Linked DNA regions of Mus musculus: region 1 is linked to region 2. Evidence: chromatin loops called from intact Hi-C (ENCODE). Cell type or tissue: heart. All regions are shown on one strand. Each heading gives the region's core, and the rest is flanking DNA. Links, peaks and the distances in the headings are about the cores only. Region 1 holds the start of Gm23311 (a small nucleolar RNA gene). Region 2 has its middle 3.0 kb from the start of Gm23266.

Evidence for each region. A loop is a pair of places that touch in the nucleus more often than their neighbours do. Peaks named below come from ENCODE experiments on the same cell type or tissue, not always from the same donor. Only the 100,000 strongest peaks of a DNase experiment are listed, where the experiment ranks them.
Region 1: a loop joins it to region 2, with 9 times the contacts of the local background. A loop is called at or near these places in 18 of 42 quality-filtered maps.

What each region holds. Positions count from the first base shown.
Region 1 is chr11:71,287,318-71,290,233 of GRCm38, reverse strand. Gm23311 (a small nucleolar RNA gene) reads left to right here and starts at 1,676; the gene lies at 1,676-1,809. In heart, for the core only: no CTCF peak of the experiment used is centred there; no DNase peak of the experiment used is centred there.
Region 2 is chr11:71,229,453-71,232,368 of GRCm38, reverse strand. It overlaps a transcript of Nlrp1b not described here. Among named protein-coding and RNA genes, the nearest start is that of Gm23266, 3.0 kb to the left of the region's middle. In heart, for the core only: no CTCF peak of the experiment used is centred there; a DNase peak (open chromatin) is centred at 1,478.

The DNA of each region.
Region 1 (2,916 bases), core at 206-2,705, 58 kb before region 2:
GGACTGAATCTCTATATTTGTAAGCTAGCCACAATTAAATATTTGCCTTTATGAAAGTTGCCTTGGTCATGGTGTCTCTTCACAATAATGAAACCCTAACTAAGGCATGTGCCAAAGGGACTTTATTTGGTGTTCTGTATGTTTCTTATATCTTTATATAAGTCTTCTTCAGGTTAGAAAATTTTTCTTTTATGATTTCATTGAAAAATATTTTCAGGGACTTTGACTGAGCTAGTATTCTTGTCTTCCCTGTTTTATTGTTTGTTGGTTGGTTGGTTTGTTAAGTTTGGTGTTTTCATGGTGTCCCATATTCCCTGGATGTTTTGTGTCAAGGATTTTTTTGGATTTAACATTTTCTTTGACAAATTTATCCATTTCTACTATGGTATCTTCAATGCCTGAGAGTCTTGTATCTCTTGTATTCTGTTAATGAAGTTTAGCTTTATAGTTCCTGTTTGTTTTCATAACATTTTCAGTTCCTCAGTTTGTGACAAGCAGTAAGCAGTAAACTGGCACTCATTGGCCAGAAAACTATCCAATCACCAAAAGAAACCTTGTTACCACATGGTGCTGAACTAACCAGACATGAGGAAGACTGACCTCTCACCCTACAGAGCACTCAGCTCCAAATGCACCAAAGACATTACCACAGACCTGAACCTGAAACTGCCTGAGGGAAGGTGGTGACTATTTCATGGAGCACCATGGGGAGGCCTTTCTGAAGAGAACGCCAGTCATCAGGGAAATGAGGTAACAGACAAATGGGACCATATGAAATCAAAGGCTGTAATTTGGGGCTCGTTGTTCAATTCTATGACCATCATCTCTAGGAGCATGGCAGCAGACAGGCAAGCATGGTGCTGGGACTGTAGCTGCGAGCTCACATTCTGACCCACAACCATAAGGTAGAGACAGAGATATTGGGGACTGTGCAGTCTTTTAAACTCTCAAAGCTTGCCCCCAATGATGCACATCTCCAACAAGGAGACTGCTCCTATTCCTTTCTAAACAGATGCACCAACTAGGGACAAACATTCAATGTATGAGCTTATGGAGGCCATTCTTACTCAAACCACCACAGTGTCTCAGAACAGCCAGGTGGCTATTCATAATACAATAAATAAATAAATGCTGCCAAGTGTATATAGGGAAAGATAATTTTTGCATTACTTTTTTCTAGGAGTTGTGTTGGTCTGAAAGATTAAAATATATTGCACAAGAAAATATTGATAAAGTAAAATAAAGAACAGAAAAAACAAAAGAACAAACCTCTCAAGTCTCTTACAAGATGGGTCAGCCAGTCGCTCATTGGTGTATAGCAATTTTGTCTGAGATGAAATATTCAACTTGGAAGGAAACTTGTTTCAACATGGAATATATCTTCATTTGCTTCCTGTTGCTGAGATGAACACCAGGACTGCACACAGGCTGCTTGGGGAGGAACACATTCACTTTAGTGTACAACTTACTGTCCTGAGGAGACAGGGCAGGAACCAAGGGCAACACACTGCAGCAGAGGCCATGGAGCAGTGCTTCTCACTGGCTTTCTCTCCAGGGCTTGCTCAGCCTGCTTTCTTACAGGACCCAGGAGCACCTGCTCAGGAAAGGCACCACACACACTGAGCATTGCCATTCTGTATCAATCATGGTGTCCCAGGAAAAGATTAACACAATACCTGCCCCTAGAGGTGTTGCATGTATGGCTGCTGTGTCATGTGTGCATCAGTAGGTGGCAGAGAGGACAGAGTCTATGTTCAGGCACAGTGTTCTGACCTATGGACTTCTCTGAATGATTAGTGGCCTGACACAATCAGAACAAAGCAAGGCCAAGGCAACCAACAGACCTGTGTACTCACAGAGGGGAAGCTGGCCCAGGTGGGGAGCTAGCCCAGGCAGGTGCAAGAGTGAGACCAAGACAGCCACCAAGGGCCTGGACATGGAACTAGCCTGAGATGGCCACCAGGCTGCACTATGCAGGTGAGCCATGGTAGCAGACCATGCCTGAGAGGATCCCTGTCCAGAGCCTTAAAGCATAGACATCACACTCCTGAGACCACCCCAGAGACCACACCAGATGCTCAAATCTCTCATGCCACTAAGAGGTGCAAGTAAGTAGTAGAGAAATGGAAGAGAAAGAAAAGTAGAAAAGTGTGGGTACAATGAGGAAAGGGGGAAATGAAGACTGAGGATAGTGAGGAACAGCTCAATGTGAGTAGCCAGTGATGCCACCTGGGACCATGGTGGGGTCCTGGCCTGTGTTGCTTCTGAGGCCACATCTGGATCCATGGTCCTTCAGCAACAGGGATGAATTTCCATCAAAGGCCAGGCAGAAATCCCTGGTCTGGGCTGCTGTCCAGGAACATATTAATTTTTGAAGGCTGTGAAGAACTGGCCCCACCCTTCTCCTGGGCATTGTGGGAGAACAGGCCCCAGGGTCCATTTCAGCCAGAGAGCTGAATCTGCCCCTAGCAAGCTGGAGTACTCAGGAGAGTATAGAAAAGTTGGCCCTGCCACTGTCTCCCCCAGGGTGGCATGGATGAGGGAGAGACACTCCCCTCCCCTGTCCAACTATTCCTTCACCTCCTGAAGCAGGCAGCAAACCAGGCCCTGTGTTCATGGGAGCTGTAGTGATGGGCCTGCTCCAGCATTTGAGAGAAGGGCCAGCACCTTCCCTGGGGAACATGATACAGCTGCCACTCATGATGAGAGCACAGGGCAGCTGTCCCTGAGCACATGAGGTGGCTCTGAACTTCTCTGCCTTGCATCAGCTTGCGGGAAGGAGAGATTTCCACTCCTCCACTTACCCATATAACCAGCAAGAGAGCTGGCCTTGGGGCCATGAGAGCAGGAGAGCTGGTCTTGCCCCTCATCTGCTGCATCTCTTGGGAGAGATGATCCTGCAGCTGGCCTTCACAG
Region 2 (2,916 bases), core at 235-2,734:
CAGCAGGCATCTGCAACATGCCTGCTGTTATGTTTCAATCACATGGTTCTGAACTGAGTTCTGAAGGTTGTCTTATAATTTGTACATGTGCACCACAACATGAGCCTACACAACACACATAAAGCACACAAGTACACACATGCATATGTGCAATACACACACAAGCACACAATAGATAAATAAAGGTTAATATTAAAAATAACAGCCTCTCAGAGACTGTGAGCATATCTTGTGCTGATATTGTGGGTCAGGCACTACCTTGGGCATACAGGCCCTTAAAAATCATCACAACATGCCAAGTGCTATGGGCCAAGAGCTCCCATTCTCCTTGCAGGGCAATATGATAGAAAGAAACCATTTTGTGATGTTGGTGATATCATGAGTCAGCAGGAGAATAAAGGAGGCTAACTCTGGAAGGGTGGCAGAAAGCAGATAACAAGCTTCTGGCATGTGGAAGTCCTTCAAAGATAACAGTGAAGCCAGTGCAATGGTCCTGAGGTGAGCACGTTCCTGCTCAAGGAATAGGAAAGTAGAGCAGCAAACCCATGGCAGAGGAAGTGAGAAGCTTGAAGTAGGATTTATCACCAGAATGTGAGCAGGGCAGGAATGAGCAGGTCATGGAGAGCCCTCTGAAAATAGGAAGGAACCTGCTTGTCACTTAGAACAAGACAGGAAGGGTTGGAAGATGTACATGGTGAAGATATGTAAACTAATTCACTGTTAGATGTGTGACTCTGGCTTCAAGACTGAGAATAGACAAAAGTACCAGCAGGGAGAGTTAGGATGCTGGGGAGAGATCCAGGAGCCTAGCTGGACCAGCACGTTCCTTGGCTACAATGAGGAGTCAGATAACAGATGTTTGTAAGATGGTGTCAGGGCTGGGGAGATGGCTTGGTGGATAAAGTGCTTGCTAGGCAAGCTTGAGGACATGTGCTCTGATCCCCAGCCTCCTCTCAAATTCCTGCTTGGCATGGTTACAGGCTTGTAGTCTCACATTTCAGAAACACTAAACAGGAAATGTTCCAGGTTAGCTAGAAGAGCCATACCCCTAAGCTTTCAGGTCACACACATGTGCACACATGTGAGTCCACTTGCACATGAACATGCACACGCACCACACATCTACAGAGAAAGAATACAGTGTTGGTGAGAATCAACACCTGAATGTGACATTTAGGAGACTTCAATAGTAAAAAAAAAAAAAAAAAAAAGACAGGGTTCCTTGTATAAGAGGCATTTGCTGAAATGAACACCCTGTGGCTGGGCAGACGACAGGGAAGGAGAGGAAACAAAGATATCCAGAGCACAAACTTGGAGGGAAATCCAGAAGCTACTGCTGACCTGGGACCTGTTGGCAAACTTCAGGTCCCACACTAATGGAAGAGGGAACTGAGCTCAGACATGAGTCCTGTGGTCAGGCAGGCAGGGCTTTCTGCAAACCCAGAAGAAGCTCTCACCCTGACTCCTCCAGCCTAGACATCTGCTGAGACTTAACAGGAAACAAGCTGAGTAATGTTGAACTTTCACTCCCAGTGTTTAGAGGAAGTGCATCTGTGCAGGCTCTCTGATGCCCAACTTACTGAAAGTGGGCCAGAGTCTCTTTCACTTTTGGAGACCAGTTTCCTTGTGAAGAATCTTTTTCAAGGACACACACTCCAGTGGAAGAGTGGGGTAAGTACTGGGACCCAGACTCCAACAAATGACTTAGTTGTGGGAAGATAAAGTCTGGCCTCACCTCACTAAGGAGTATGTGGCAGACATGGGAACCTTGTCCTTGAAACCAGGACCCAGCCTCTGCTTGGAGAGTCTGTAGGCCAGCTCTGATGGGTGATAGACTGCTGGATTCACCTGACTGGTCCATGTAATTGTGCCTGTCATAGCCTACCCTGCACCTTCCTGTCTGCCCTGAATCTGCAGGAATTAGTGTCCTGAATGATGAGTTATTCAGAGGGAGGACCAGGAAAGATATATATTATATATATATATATTATCTGTTCTATTTACAGGGGTTGGTGTGGGAAAGCCAAGTTACCCATAGAGTTATGTTAGACAAATTTAGTGTGGAAAACACAGGAAACCTCAACACAGTTGCTGTAAGATTGATAATCACAGCCCAAGGGGAAGAGTGGGTCCCCAGATATTATAATCTTGACTCCTCTGAGGCACAGGATTTCATGTCAGACTGGCCTTGATAAGTCCACTCCTGGACAAGGACACTGAACTGATATTCCTTTTGTCCTTTCATCAGGGCCTCTGTGTCAGTCTGTCCCCTACAGTCTTGTGGCCCTTTGGCTTTCTCTGGGTAATGTGCCATCCATCAAATAGTTAGTTGTGTGGTGCCCAGGGACAGACTTCTAAAGATTCCTTCAAAGCATCTAGCCTGAACTTAGACTGAGCCTTTACTCCCCCTCTGTCCTGTATCTTCCCACCTTACCCTGGGCCACAGTAATGGCTGAAGTATTGATCTCCTTAGAGTGGGACATCAGAAAAGGAAGGGATTAAGGACATGGGATAATGCATGTCCTGCATGGTCCATCATGCATCCTCCCATCCCTGTGTTCCTGTCCTCCCACCCTCCTGACCTTGTTACACCAGCACCCACTTTTTCATCCCCAAACCCTCATCCCTTGATTTGCATCCTCTAATCCTCCCTCCCATCATGTTCTAACCTGCATCCCTTCCACTTCTTGCTTCTACATTTCCCCACTCTCACTTTCTAGATTCCCACCTTCCCACTCCTCCTCTCCATCAATTTCTCTGCCTAGGCTGGGCCAAGTCTTCCCTAGTGTGGTTCTCCAAATTAAAGAGTGCTAGATCTCCTGCATACTGCTACTGTGGGGACTAGTGCCTTACTTCATGAGCAATACTACTATGCAGCAACAAACCCAGCAAACCCAAGGGGTTAACAGCACCCAA